Regions from separate parts of the Homo sapiens genome. Here all the other regions are linked to region 2. Evidence: read pairs that join two places in POLR2A ChIA-PET (ENCODE). Cell type or tissue: GM12878. All regions are shown on one strand.

The links. Peaks named below come from ENCODE experiments on the same cell type or tissue, not always from the same donor. Only the 100,000 strongest peaks of a DNase experiment are listed, where the experiment ranks them.
Region 1: POLR2A ChIA-PET joins it to region 2 with 6 read pairs; 2 of 35 experiments call an interaction of 5 or more read pairs at or near these places.
Region 3: POLR2A ChIA-PET joins it to region 2 with 7 read pairs; 4 of 35 experiments call an interaction of 5 or more read pairs at or near these places.

The regions. Positions count from the first base shown.
Region 1 is chr1:8,766,496-8,771,495 of GRCh38, forward strand. All of the region lies in intron 1 of RERE (arginine-glutamic acid dipeptide repeats), which reads right to left. Among named protein-coding and RNA genes, the nearest start is that of RERE, 49 kb to the right of the region's middle. In GM12878, no CTCF peak of the experiment used is centred here; no DNase peak of the experiment used is centred here.
Region 2 is chr1:8,602,218-8,607,217 of GRCh38, forward strand. The region is part of intron 4 of RERE (arginine-glutamic acid dipeptide repeats); the gene reads right to left. Among named protein-coding and RNA genes, the nearest start is that of SNORD128, 110 kb to the left of the region's middle. RefSeq lists enhancers at 1,763-1,862, 2,173-2,312. In GM12878, no CTCF peak of the experiment used is centred here; a DNase peak (open chromatin) is centred at 2,004; H3K4me3 peaks cover 490 bases; H3K27ac peaks cover 255 bases.
Region 3 is chr1:8,530,569-8,535,568 of GRCh38, forward strand. All of the region lies in intron 7 of RERE (arginine-glutamic acid dipeptide repeats), which reads right to left. Among named protein-coding and RNA genes, the nearest start is that of SNORD128, 38 kb to the left of the region's middle. In GM12878, no CTCF peak of the experiment used is centred here; a DNase peak (open chromatin) is centred at 2,721; H3K4me3 peaks cover 1,199 bases; H3K27ac peaks cover 1,859 bases.

The DNA of each region.
Region 1 (5,000 bases), 160 kb after region 2:
AAGATTACACCACTGCCCTCCAGCCTAGGCAACACAGCAAGACTCCATTGCAAAAAAAAAAAAAAAAAGAAAAGAAAAAAAAGAGAGAGAGAGAGACAGTGGCCTGAACTAGCGTAATGGATTAGGAAGAGATAAGAGATACAGGAAAAAGAAACAATACTTGATTCTATATAGTGGGGAGAAGAGAAGGAATCAACACAGCCCAGGGTTACTTACTTAGAAAATTGAGTAGCATTTATCAAAACAGGAAAACACAGAAAGACATGTTTGGGAGCAGGAAAATTCACAATATTGTGAAATTTAATTATATTTACAAAAGTTATATAAGGACTTAGAGAAGGTTTTAAGAAGGTTTTGTTTTAAGGTTTTGTTGGAAGCTTTCTTGGGCATTTATCTAATTTTAAAATGCAATTTAATGTTAGTTATGTTTATAAGTAGAACTGGATATTTAAACAGAATTCAACTTGAATTAATCAACATGTATCAAAAACTGCATTATTTTTCTTTTACCTTTATATAAAATGTACTGAATTAATGAATAGACTAATATGATTTATAAACTGAACTCAAGGCTCAAGGAAAATTGGACTTTAAACTTTTTAACAATAAATTGACTATTCATTTTCTACACCAGAAACTGTAAGTAGTTGGGTATCACTGGCATGTAGCATTACTGGTTGAAAACCGAGAAGTTCTAATTTGATGGCTTCTATTTTCTCTGGAAATGAGGTCATCAATTCAGGAAATGGAACGGAAGGATGGGTGGTATGAGAAAGTAGACCAGGAATCCAAGGTTTGATACATAATTGAAATAAAAGCAATGGAGGCCAGGCACAGTGGCTCATGCCTGTAATCCCAATACTTTAGGAGTCTGGGGCAGGACAATTGCTTGAGCCAGAATTTGAGACCAGCCTGGGCAACATGGTGAAATCTCATCTCTACAAAAAGCAAGTCAAAATTAGCTGGGTGATGTGGTGCACATCTGTATTAATCCCAGCTACTTGGGAGGCCAAGGCAGGAGGATCACTTGAACCAGTAGGTGGAGGCTGCAGTAAACCAAGATTGCACCACTGCACTCCAACCTGGGCTGCAGAGTGAGGCCTTGTCTCAAAAAAAAAAAAAGAGAAAGAAAAAAAATGCTGCTTATCAAAAAGGATGGGATTTCTAAATAAAAAGCTTTCTTTATTAAAAAAAATTAAAAATAGCCTGTAATCCCAGCACTTTGGGAGGCCAAGGCAGGCGGATCACTTGAAGGTCAGGAGTTCAACACCAGCCTGGCCAACATGGTGAAACCTCATCTCTACTAAAAATAAAAACAAAATTAGCCAGGCATGGTGGTGCACGCCTGTAGTCCCAGCTACTTGGGAGGCTGAGGCAGGAGAATCACTTGAACCTAGGAGGCGGAGGTTGCAGGGAGCAGAGATCACACCACTGTACTCCAGCCTGGGTGACAGAGCGAAACTTTGTCTCCAAATATAATATAATAATAAAATAAAATAAAAATGAATAAATAAAAGTGATGGAGAAAAGACGAGCTACGTGGTGGACAGATACAGAAGGACCACTTGAAATAGTCACAGGCCATTTGGAGTAAAAAGGCCATGACTTCATGAGGCATCCATTAGCTGAATGATGTCTTTTTCTTTAAAATTACTTAGTAGCATAATGACTTTCTTCCAAATAATGTAAAAAGAACGTGTTTCTGGAGTCTTGATTTTCAGCTATACCTTAAAGATAGAAATAACTAAGAGGAAATTTGATGTATGTACTTACACAGGAATACTCTGCACTCTAAATCTAACCATGGAAAAACATTCTTTCCAGGAAAGTTGTATAAACCACAATATCCATTTCAGAAGATAATGAAAGTATCATTCATTCATTATACTTTAATATCATTTCTATGTCCTTTTTCTCTAATCCTTAAGTCAGAATTCTAGACGAGTATTGTCCAACAGAACTGTTGGGAATGATGGAAATATACTGTATCTGTGCTGGCCAACACAGCACCCACTGGTCACATGTAGCCACTGAACACTTGAAATGCAGCTAGTGTGACTGAAGAACTTAACTTTAAATTTTATTTAAGTTAATTTAAATAGTCATATGAGGGTAGTGCCTACCATAAAGAACAGCACAGTAAACTTTTCTGTTAAAGAAAATGAAGAAATTTACAGGCCAGTTAGGTGTCCAAGAGTCCTGTTTACAACACAAAAGATGTGAATTCACTCACTTATGAATACATGTAACAACACCGACGCTTGTCCCTGAAGAGCCTTTGGTTCTATTCTCATAATACAAGAGCTCTAAAGTCTCAAAAATGTGGGTGTGGACTAGGAGGACAAAGGAAATCCATTTCACACCCCAAGTTCCAAGAGAAACCGTGTACTTAGAGAAGGAGTTCATCATCCTTAGGGGAAAAATGTTCATCAGACAACTTCTAGAGGCCAGAGGTCGGCAAACGGTGGCCCACAGGCCACATCTGGACTGCAACCTGTTTTTACAAATAAATTTTATAGGAACACAGACATACTCATTTGCTGTAAAAGCATGTATCCATGCTTTGGGGCTATAAGGGTAGAGGTGAGTAGTTGTGACCATCTGGCCCACGCAGCCTAAAATGTTTACTACCTCACATAGTAAATCATTGATTTGAGTAAATGTTTTTTACCCAATGATTTGAGTAAAAGGAGTAAAAGACTTTGTTTTGAGGGGTAAACTGCTGCTGTATTTTATTATTAGGAAAAAAGCAATTTCAAGGAAAAAACAAAAAACAAAAACAATCATATATAGAAGATTTAAAATACTGCACTTCCAATCCCAATCCACAGTATTCCATCAAAAAATCACTGACCCAATAAATGACTGTCCAAGTACAAAGTGATAGGCAGATGCCTAATTCAGAATGACAACCTTAAGACACTGAATTCCGAACCATTTTTAAAGTTGTAAAACTCCAAACCACTATAAAGGATGTAAAACACATCATTTTGGTTTGTTTGGAGACAGGGTCTCAATCGCTCACCCAGGGTGAGGTGCAGTGGCACAGTCATGGCTCACTCCAGCTTCAACCTCCAAGGCTCAAGCGATCCTCCCATGTCAGCCTCCCAAGTACCTGGGACTACAGGCTCATGCTATCATGCCCAGCTAACTTTATTATTTTATTTTTGTAGAGATGGGGTCTCTGCCCAGGCTGGTCTCGAACTCCTGGACTCAAGCGATACTCCTGCCTCAGCCTCCCGAAATGCTGGGATTACAGACATGAGTCACCACACCCAGGCCACACGATTTTTTTTTATTTTTTATTTTTTGAGATGAAGTCTCGCTCTGTTGCCCAGGCTGGAGTGCAGTGGCACAATCTCAGCTCACCACAACCTCCATCTCCCAGGTCCAAGCAATTCTCCTGCCTCAGCCTCCCGAGTAGCTGGGATTCCGGGCGCACACCACTGCACCTGGCTAATTCTTTGTGTTTTTAGTTGAGATGGGGTTTCACCATGTTGGCCAGATTGGTCTTGAACTCCCGACCTCAGGTAATCCACCCGCTTCAGCCTCCCAAAGTGCTGAGATAACAGGCGTGAGCCACCGCGCCCGGCCAACACCATTAATTTTTAAGTACACTAATATATTGGAAATTTTCTAAAACAAAGCTTGAAACAACTATCACCAAAAGTTCTGTAACACAAAGAGTCAATACCACTGAACACAGTGTTTTCACCTGTAACGGAGTAAACATTCTCATTTCAGAATATTATTGAAATAGTTAAGGTATTATCATGAGGTACAGTACCTGACACAGAATGGGTACTTATTTAAAAAAAAATTTTTTTTTAAAAGGATGACTGTAAGGGGTCATTCCCCATGGATTATGGATAATTAGGGCCTTACCTTCTCAATAATGCAAAACTACATTTTCAATATTGTAGCATCACTGAATGTTTTGTCCAAAACTAGATTTAGAGAAAATGTCACCTACTGATTGAGAGCACAGTCTCGAGAAGCAGACTGCCTCAGTCTACTTATAGCCCTACTACGTACTAGCTCTGTCCTCAGTTTCCTCATCTGCGAAATAACTATACTTAACAATCCATGAAGAACAAGGGAAGGGTACAGTGACGTAGAACAACACTGTGGCAAACTGTAAGCACTCAACAAAATGCTGTATTTTAAAAACCTATGGCTAATGTACTGCCCAAAATTGGTACAATCTTTTTTAGAGGGTAACTTGGCAATTTCTACTAAAATCTAAAATATGCCTAACTTTTGAATCAGTAACTCTATTTTTAGGAATTCATCCTGTAAAAATATTCACAGGTTTATGAAAAGATATTGACAAGGATGTTAACTGCAGCATCGTTCATAATAGCAAATAACCGGAGGCAGTCTAAACATCTATCAGTTGAAAACAGGCCAAATTATAACACTAACATGTTTTCTTATGGAATACCTGTAATTATTAAAAAATAAACTATGTGTGCACCTATTTGGGGAAATGTTCATGATTTGTGGTTAAGATTAAAAAGTGGGTCTCAGTACAGTATGTAGAATAAAATCTTATTTCTATTAATTAAAAAAAGACAGAAAATAACTACAGCAGTCAGAATCCACTAAGGAGATGCAACAACCCACCTGCTGGGGGGGGAAAATGTAATGAAAAAGAAAATGCATATAGCATAAATGTTTTTTAGAGAAAAAACATGGAACTCCTCTAACAGCTATCATTTTGGAGATTAGAACTATTAGAAACTGGGCCGGGCGTGGTGGCTCACACCTAATCTCAGAATTTTGGGAGGCCGAGGCGGGTGGATCACTTGAGGTCAGGAGTTCGAGTCCAGCCTGGCCAACATGACAAAACCCCATCTCTACTAAAAATACAAAAAAATTAGCCAGACGTGATGGCGCACACCTGAGGTCCCAGATACTCCGGAGGCTGAGGCAGGAGAATCGCTTGAACCCAGGAGGCAGAGGTTGCAGTGAGCTGAGATTGCGCCACTACACTCCAG
Region 2 (5,000 bases):
GTCTCTACTAAAAATACAAAAAAATCAGCCAGGCGTGGTGGCGGGCGCCTGTAGTCCCAGCTACTCGGGAGGCTGAGGCAGGAGAATCACTTGAACCTGGGAGGTGAACGCTGCAGTGAGCTGAGACTGCGCCACTGCACTCCAGCCTGGTGACAAGAGTTAGACTCCATCTCAAAAAAAAAAAAAGGAAAAGAAAACATAATAAAACAGCCTCACGCTATGTTCACTGGAAAATTTATATGCATGTATATGTTTTATAAGTTATAGAAGCCCATAAGAATTCCAATAGTTCAGGGGAAAAAAAAAGAAAAAAAAAAAACTAAACTTGAGCTATATACCGATGTCTACCCACTAAAATTACTAAAACTATAGCCAGGAATACTTGTTTGGTTTCGTGCCCCTCTCCTTTACAAGGGAGGTAGAAAGCAAGGTGGAGAGACACCCAACAGTCACTTCCGTTTTAAAAAACAAAAACAAAACCAAAAAACTTACACACAGCAGATTTTTCTGGCTAGTATTGGCCAATCTTTCTCTTGACAGTATTAAGTGCTATCCTTTGTGTTAACAGTCCCATGCATTTAATTTATTGGTTTAAAAGAAATATTTCTTCATCTGATTAAAAAAAAAATCAATCTGACTTTTCTGTCTTGTAATTAAAACAAACTATCAATACAATGGATAGGGGGCAATTTCTCTGAACCAGGAGCTGTTCCAGACACTGGGGACAAAAAGGTGAATGAAACACAGCCCCTTCTCTTAATCTAGCTAAGAGGACAGACACGTACAGAGGCATGATGTGAGAATGATGCTGGCTGACAGTGCCTCTCAGGCAGAAGCGAGAGATGACTGGAAGTGGGAGGTGGAGAGGAGAGGCTCACTTTTATTTTTCATTTCAATGTATACCTTAATATTTTTAACATCCATTTTTGGAATTACATGTTTTACAACTTCATTAATAGAGTTCAGAGGCACAAGATTTTGGCTCTAAGTTTACATATAACTAAGTAGTACTACCATAATTATCACAAGCTGGTAAATAAACAAGATGGCCTCAATGTGCCAAGGGCACATTTATGCCAAACAAAGGCAAAGTCACTTCATGGCAAGCTGTATTTACACTGATGGTTTCTGAGTGGCAATAACTGAAAGAAAAGCAACAGGAAAACCGAGTCATTACAAGGAATCCAGCCGTCTACACAAACCAGGCACCATCCCAGCATCCAAGAACATGGGCCATAAGGAAGCAGTAACAGTTACATCACAAGCGGCTACTTATTTCACAACATCATCGCCCAGTCTATTAAATTAATGTTGGTAGTCAGAACTTTATTGGTTTTGTAGTTTGGTTTGAAATTAATTTATAAACTGCCTTTTATAGCTGCATTAGGGATATAAGCACACAAATTATACCTAATTTGTGTATTGGGGAAGGGAGGAAATTAAGTAATATAGAAGAACACAAAAACTATTTTTGAAGTAAACATACTCAAGTTTCAAAAACATGAAAGACCCTGGAACTGCATCAGAAGTTCCACATCCTCAACGTAAGCAACATAAGGAGGAGACCCTGTCTTTACAAAAAATTTTAAAATTAGCAGGGCATGGTGGCCCGTGCCTGTAGTCCCAGCTACTCAGGAGGTTGAGACAGAGAGGCCGAGGCTGTAGTGAGCCCTGAACATGCCACTGTACTCTAGGTGGGTGACAAAGCGAGACCCTGTCTCAAAAAAAAAAAAAGAAAAGAAAAAAGAAGAAGTTCCACATGCTGCAAAGGACAAGATCAGATCTACTTTTACACTAGTTACTGGAGTTGGGGACAAGCCTTCATTTGCTAATGCTGGCCATCCATCAGAATCTCCTGAGAAGTGCTTCAAAGGAGTATGGATTCCTGGGTTTGACTCTGGAACAAATGAATCAGTATTCTCATCTTACATGTGAAGACAGTGGGACTCTGAAAGATTAAGTCACCTGATCGTACAACTAGTCAATGGGTAACCAACATGATTCAAACCGATACTATGATTTTAACAGTAAAAACGTGAGGTTTTTTAACTACCTCCATGATCTGGGGGAAGGGTATACTGCAGTTCCCTGAACTACTCTTTCAACTTCTCTGTAAGTCTGAAATTATTTTCAAATAGAAAGTTAAAAACAAAAACTAAAAAGAATAGACAGCAGGCTGAGACGTGTTAAGAGGTAGAGGTGGGATAGGAAATGGAAAAGGATGAGGCAGAGGCCTCTGAAAGGAGGGCAGAGGCAGAGCTCCATCTCCACACAGAGGAGGTCGGCTGGTTTTCAGTTTTGTTTTGTTGTGGGGGAAGAGGAGGTACCAGTCAATAGCAAGCTGAGGAGTTTAAAAAAAGAAGGAAGGAAGGAAGGAAGGAAGGGAGGGAGGGAGGGAGGGAGGGAGGAAGGAAGGAAGGAAGGAAGGAAGGAAGGAAGGAAGGAAGGAAGGAAGGAAGTCCACATATCTGTAAGGTGGGCAATAAAGGAACGATCTTTCTGTATTTCTCTACATTACAAATTCAAACTAGCATTTACGAACTTGCCAAAAAAAAACCTGTTTATGTTTATAGAGAAATGCATTCTGAAGTCCAAACAACTGACCACACAACAATTTCTAAACCCTTCCACTACTACATAAAACATCTGCTTCTGTGCTAAACTTTTGTAAGGCACAGTTTCTGCTTCAAGAAAATCTGTGATGCTTGGAATTGAGGTTTATCTTACTGAAGAAAAATCTGAAGAAAAGTGTTTGCCACCCATACAGCTGATAATTTTTTGTAATCCTAATGGATCAGTGGGAAATTGTACCACGAAATCTCTTGTCAGTCAATATAACAATGTCTCTAACTAATTTCAGTAAAGTGAAATCTACAGTTATTCCCTTGAAAAACAGGACAAATCAACTCTTTCCCAACTTTTTTCTTTTTTTTCCCGCAAGACGGAGTCTCGCTCTGTCGCCCAGGTTGGGGTGCGATGGCATGATCTCACTGCAACCTCCACCTCCCTGATTCAAGCAATTCTCCTGCTTCAGCCTCCCAAGTAGCTGGGACTACAGGCACATGCCACCATGCCCTGCTAATTTTTTGTATTTTTAGTAGAGATGAGGTTTCATCGTGTTATCCAGTATGGTCTCAATCTCCTGACCTTGTGATCCACCTGCCTCAGCCTCCCAAAGTGCTGGGATTACAGATGTGAGCCACTGAGCCTGGCCTTCCCAACTTACTTTAAGAGGTAACTAAAGGACGGGTGCGGTGGCTCACCCCTGTAATCCCAGGGTGATTGGATTGGGAGGCTGAGGCGGGTGGATCACCTGAGGTCAGGACTTCGAGACCACCCTGGCCAATGTGGTAAAACCCCATCTCTACAAAAAATACAAAAATTAGCCAGGTGTGGTGGCACGTGACTGTAATCTCAGCTACTTGGGAAGCTGAGGCAGGAGAATCACCTGAATCCGGGAGGCAGGTGATCATGCCAAAATCATGCCATTGCACTCCATCCTGGGCAACAGAGCAAGACCCCATCTCCAAAAAAAAAAAAAAAAAAAAAAAAAACCCCTAAAAAAAGTGATAATAGATTATCTCCATTACTGGCAGCAGAAAACAAATTTAAGTGTTAAATACCAAACTTTTTTTTTTTTTTTTTGAGACAGCGTCTCACTCTGTCACCCAGGCTGGAATACAGTGGCATGATTATAGCACACTGCAGCCTCAGCCTCCTGGGCTCAAACAATCCTCCCACCTCAGCCCTAAAAGTAGCAGATAACTTTTGAATTTTTTGTAGAAACAAGGTCTTTCTTTGTTGCCCAGGCTGGTCTCAAACCCCTAGGTTCAAGCAATCCTCCAGTCTTGGCCGCCCAAAGTGTTGAGATTACAGGCATGGGTTACCACACCCAGCCAATACCAAAGTTTTACATTACATAGGTGAAGCTAGTATCCAACTATTTTCCACCAATTACCATGTAATATGGTTGAAATTACACGACCTTTCAAACTTCCAGATACAGGTGACAAAGAACATTTTTAATATAATTTCTATTTTCAAGATTTAAAAATTCTATCTACTTTTAATGTCTACCTAGCTGTCACCTCAAAAAATTCAAGACAGATTCTAAATTTTAAAAATTTTCCAATTTATGTTCCAGGAAATTTAAGTGAAAGGGAGGAAAGCTATAACTAAAATTTACTAATGGCTAGTAGTACTAATATACATACTTTAAAAAAAAATTACCAAGGAATAAATATTTAGGATGCTCCAGAGAAAAATTATATCTGTAAGCAGTTTCAATCTCCTCATTTTATGAATGTTTTGGTTACTTCAGCTATTAAGTTTTAATCAAGCTAAAAAATAGGCCTTTTTCCTTCCATCTTAAGAATGTCAATGGGATGAGGAGGGAAAAGCCAAAAGGTGGGAGGAATAGAGTAACAAACTTTTAATCAGCTAGCATGATTTAAAGGACACACACTTCTGTCCTTTAACACAGCATGTTTCTTGAAAATAGGTTACTAGTTCCTAAAAAAGAACACAAAAGCTATTTACAGGCTGAAAATCTAAGATTTTCTATTCTCAAATTTTCATTTAGAGAATACATTTTGGGACAAGAGGGAAAAACTACATTCATTTTAAGGGGATAGGAAAAGTACCTGATACGATCTAATCGTAAAACATGAGATCAAAGATAAGAACTGAAAATGCAACTTCCAGGCACCAGGCATAATAATTTATATAGACTCTAAAAAAGGATTAACTTTAAGTGTATTACTTCAACTTCACTCCAGTCCTTAGAAACATTTAATATCCTTGGGAAAGAGTACCATCTCTTCTTCCATTGAAGGCCTTGATATTTATAGAAGATATTGCCGGCCAGACGCAGTGGCTCACAATTGTAACCCTAACCCTTTCAGAGACTGAGGCAGGTGAATTCTTTGAGCCCAAGAGTTCGAGACCAGCCTGGGCAATGTGGCAAAGCCCCGTCTCTAAAAAAATTTAAAAATTAGCTG
Region 3 (5,000 bases), 72 kb before region 2:
AATTAGTACTAACTTCACATCAAGAGAGGAGAAGTATTCAGAAGCAGTTTATTTAAATTTCATTTACTAATTGCCCCGCATATCTAGACATGGAACTGAGTTTTCGTTTTCTTTTTTTTTTTTTTTTTTTTTTTGAGACGGAGTCTCGCTCTGTCGCCCAGGCCGGACTGCGGACTGCAGTGGCGCAATCTCGGCTCACTGCAAGCTCCGCTTCCCGGGTTCACGCCATTCTCCTGCCTCAGCCTCCCGAGTAGCTGGGACTACAGGCGCCCGCCACCGCGCCCGGCTAATTTTTTGTATTTTTAGTAGAGACGGGGTTTCACCTTGTTAGCCAGGATGGTCCCGATCTCCTGACCTCATGATCCACCCGCCTCGGCCTCCCAAAGTGCTGGGATTACAGGCGTGAGCCACCGCGCCCGGCCTGAACTGAACTGAGTTTTCTATCTATCTATCTATCTATCTATCTATCTATCTATCTATCTATCTATCTATCTATCTATCTAACTTTCTATCTATCTGTCCATCTTTCTATCTATCTGTCCATCCATCCATCCATCCATCCATCCAGGAAGCTTGCTGATTTACCTATTAGCTTTAACAATTTGGATGGGCCCGGGGGCTCACAAATATAATGAGAGGCCGAAGTGGTGGGTGACTTGAGGTCAGGAGTTTGAGACCAGCCTGGCCAATGGGGTGAAACCCAGCTTCTACTAAAAATACAAAAATAAGTCAGGCGTGATGGCATGCACCTGTAGTCCCAGCTACTCAGTAGTCTGAAGTGGGAGGATCACTTGAGCCTGGGAGGCAGAAGCTGTAGTGAGGCCAGACTGCACCACTGCACTCCAGCCTGGGCAACAGAGCGAGACTCCACCTCAACAAAAAAAAAAAACACAACACAAAACAAAACCAACACCAACAATAAAACTAATTTTTTCACAAGTTTTCTCAGATTTCCTATGGTGAAAATTATACTTTATTAATAAATGTTCATTTTTTCATTTCCAACCCTCACATATTTTCTTCTTCAAGTCTTAATGGATATTGAAATCCTGCTATTGTTTCTGGTTTCAGAGGAAAAAGTTTCCACACTCTGCCTTTAACTATGGTGCTTGCTGTAAGTTTATGGTAAGTATTCTGTTAGATTAAGGAAATTCATTCTACAATTAATTTTCCTTTTCTAAGAGTCCCCTCCCCAATTATTACAGAGCGTTGAATTTTATCAAGTGCTTTTTCTACATTAAGATGATTGCATGGGTACAAAAAAAGAATGAATGAATAAGGTCTAGTATTTGACTGTGAAACAGGGTGACCATAGTCAATAATAATCCAATTGTACATTTTAAAATAACTAAAATAGTATAATTGGATTGTTTTTAACACAAAGGATAAATGCTTGAGGGGGTGGACAACCCATTTTACCATGATGTGTCTATAATGCATTGTATGCCTGTATCAAAACATCTCATGTACCACATACATACGCTATGTATCCACAAAAATTAAAAATTAAGAAAAAGATGATTGTCTATGTTTTCTTCTTCTATATGTCGAAGAGGCAACATATGCTAACAGATAAATTATTAAGGCATTCTTATATTCTATAAATTTGGACATGCATATTTACCTTGCTAGACTCCGTTTGTTAACATTTCATTTAAACATTTTACATTCATGTTCATAAGATTGAACCTATAAATTTTATTTTTTTAACCTGGTTTTATAATAAAGGTTTTATTAGCTTCATAAAATGACTCAGGGGACCCATAACAACTTTCTCTGTTCTCTGGAACACTGGTAGAATTCACCTGTAAAGCATGAGTCTGATTCATTTTTCTTTTTCTCTTTTATTTGGGGGGGGTCCGGGGAGGGGGGAGACAGAGTTTCACTTGTTACCCAGGCTGGAGTGCAATGGCACAATCTTGGATCACTGCAACCTCCACCTCCTGGGTTCAATAGATTCTCCTGCCTCAGCCTCCCAAGTAGCTGGGATTACAGGTGTGCACCACCATGCCTAGCTAATATTATTATTTTTAATTTTTTTTTGAGACAGAATTTTGCTCTTGTTGCCCAGGCTGGAGTACAATGGCACAATCTCGGCTCACTGCAACCTCTGCCTCCTGGGTTCAAGCAATTCTCCTGCCTCAGCCTCCCGAGTAGCTGGGGTTACAGGTGCACGCCACCCCACCTAGCTAAATTTTTGTATTATTAGTAGAGACGGGGTTTCCCATGTTGGCCAGACTGGTCTTGAACTCCTGACCTCGGGTGATCCACCTGCCTTGGCCTCCCAAAGTGGTGGGATTACAGGCATAAGCCACTGCCCCTGGCCCTTTTTTTTTGTATTTTTAGTAGAGACAGGGTTTCACCATATTGATCAAGCTGGTCTCAAACTCCTGACCTCAAGTGATCCACCGCCTCAGCCTCCCAATGTGCTGGGATTACAGGCATGAACCACCAAACCCAGCCTGATTTATTTTTCTTTTCGGTCTAATGAGATTAAAAAAATTATCCAATGCAAATTATAAAAACTGCCTTTAAAGGGAGAAGGTATGCAGTTTTTACCTATTTCCTCTTTCTTCCAGGCGGAAATCTGGATGTAATGGCCATCACTACATTGCCAACCTTGAAACAAGAGAACAGTGGCAGACAAGGTAGTAAAGGGTGGACCCCTGATGACTGTGAGGTCCTAGTCTAGGAGTGCTTCCTTTCAAACTCTGCTTACATGAGAGAGAAATGAAAGTGATATTTTATTTAAGCCTTTTACACAGTCTCTTTCTGAAGCTTCCAGTATTTGAAGTTCTCGGGTGTGTCTTGCTGTTTGTCTCATCTGACCACAGTTAATGGTACATGGTTTCTTCCGATATTTCTGACGGTGAGCTTGGCATTCAAGGATATTTTATCTGTGGGGATCCTACAGGATCTTGGATGAGGGTGTCTCCCATTAAAAAACATTTTACATATGCTTCTGCCAGGTATCTTGAAGGGTTTACTGGCATGAGACCACTTTTTATATTGCCTTCTTATCCTAGAGTTCTCATATTCTGAAGGGCCCAGAATCCCAACCCTAAACAGGTGGGTTTCCCTGTTACTCCCCTCTAGGTTGGAAAATGTTAACAAACTCAATCCAGCCTCACCATGAGCTACTGAAAGATCAGCTTACTGCTTTAGTTTTCAGTTTCTCTTAATTCTTTGGAGCTCAGCTCCGCAGTTAAAAGTTTTGTTATGTGTTATTCCATTACTCCAGGTAACATTCCTAGATGTTATCTGACAAAGGGTTTTTGAAATGATCAAAGGGTTTTTGAAATGATCAAATCAAATGATCAAATGAAAAACAGGCTTTTGTCCTGTTTTATTAAAGTTATCTTAACTTCAGTAGGCTTTGTTTTCCAAAAATACATGTACTCTCAACCATCTCCAATATTTTCCATCTCAGGTAAATGTTTCTGAGAATTCAAATGTGATGGCAGATAAAAGCAAACAGGAAAAAATTTGTATCCAGCTCTAGCTGCTCATCTTCAAAAGCTACACAAAGACCACGAGCTGTGGTGAGTGGAAAAGGGAACTGTTACTCAAATGCAAGTAAATTTTAGAATGTCTCAAATTCAAATTAGTTGAAATACAGGTGTTTTAGATTGTTAACTTTTCCACTTAAGTATAAAGATTTATGTTGAGGAAAAAAATGGTCCCAAGGTCACAGAGCAAAGTGACAGAAAATTAAGAAATAAAGACATTAAAAATAATGAAATAAGGTTTCTTAATGTTAAAGAAGAATGTTACACATAAGGAAAAGGGAATAAACTAGCAGAAATTCTGTAGTACTGGATTGAACTTGGAGAATTTCACATGAACTTATGAATATACACACATAAATACAAAACTATAGGTGCAAGTGTGTGCATTATATATGCGATAGATACAAACACACGCACTCCCTAGCTCTGTTTCTCAGAAGGTCAGAGAGCAGCAACACAAAGTAATGAGCACACTTAGCACCAAATCTAGGCTTTAAAATATCATTCTCCAAACACTGGGACAATCTGACCTCAAAATGAATAACAACAGCAGCAGGTTATAAACAATTAAATAAAATAGGAGGCCATTATTCCGCTAAATAAATGAATAAATCGAAAGTTTGATGAAGATGAGATCTACACAGTCACAAAGCAACCTCCCACAAAATGGTTATTAATTAAAAAGGGAAAAAGAGACACCGTACAATGGCAAAACCTGGCAGACATCACGTCCAGCAACTGGTCAAAGTGAACATTACCAGCAACTGGACAAATAAGAATTGTATACTGACAGGATACAGAAGAAAAGAACACAAAATTTCTGTGATACACGATCTAACTCTAATAATAAGGAAACACCATAAATGCAAACTGAGGGACAGCTGGGCACAGTGGCATACACCAGTAGTCCCAGCTACTAGGGAGGCTGAGGCAGGAGGATCACTTGAGCCCGGGAGGATCACTGAGGGGGGAGGGAGGATCACTTAATCTAGGCTGCAGTGCACTTAAACCGTACCTACGAATAGCCACCTCACTCTAGCCTGGGCAACATAATAATACTCCATTGCTATTTAAAAAAATAATAACAATAACGCAAACTGAGGGACAGGATACAAAATAATTGGCCTATTCTCTTCCAAGGTCATGAAGCCAAGAAGCAACTGAAAAACTGTTCCAGATTTAGGGAGACTAAACAAATATGACAACTAAATCCATAATGCCAAACAAGATCCTTCTGTTGTAGGTTTTTATTAGGAACACCGGCAAAATTTGAATAGGGCCTGAGAATACCATGGTAATAATATTTTCATTGTTAATTTCCTGATTTTGAGGGCTGTATTGTGGTTATGTAAGAAAATGCTCATGTTCATAGGAACTACACAAAATACTGGAGTATGAAAGAGCTTCAGGGTGACAACATACTTTCAAATGATTCAGTTAATAAAGGTCTTCTACTCTACTTACAAGGAACTATTCTGTTTTAAAACAAAA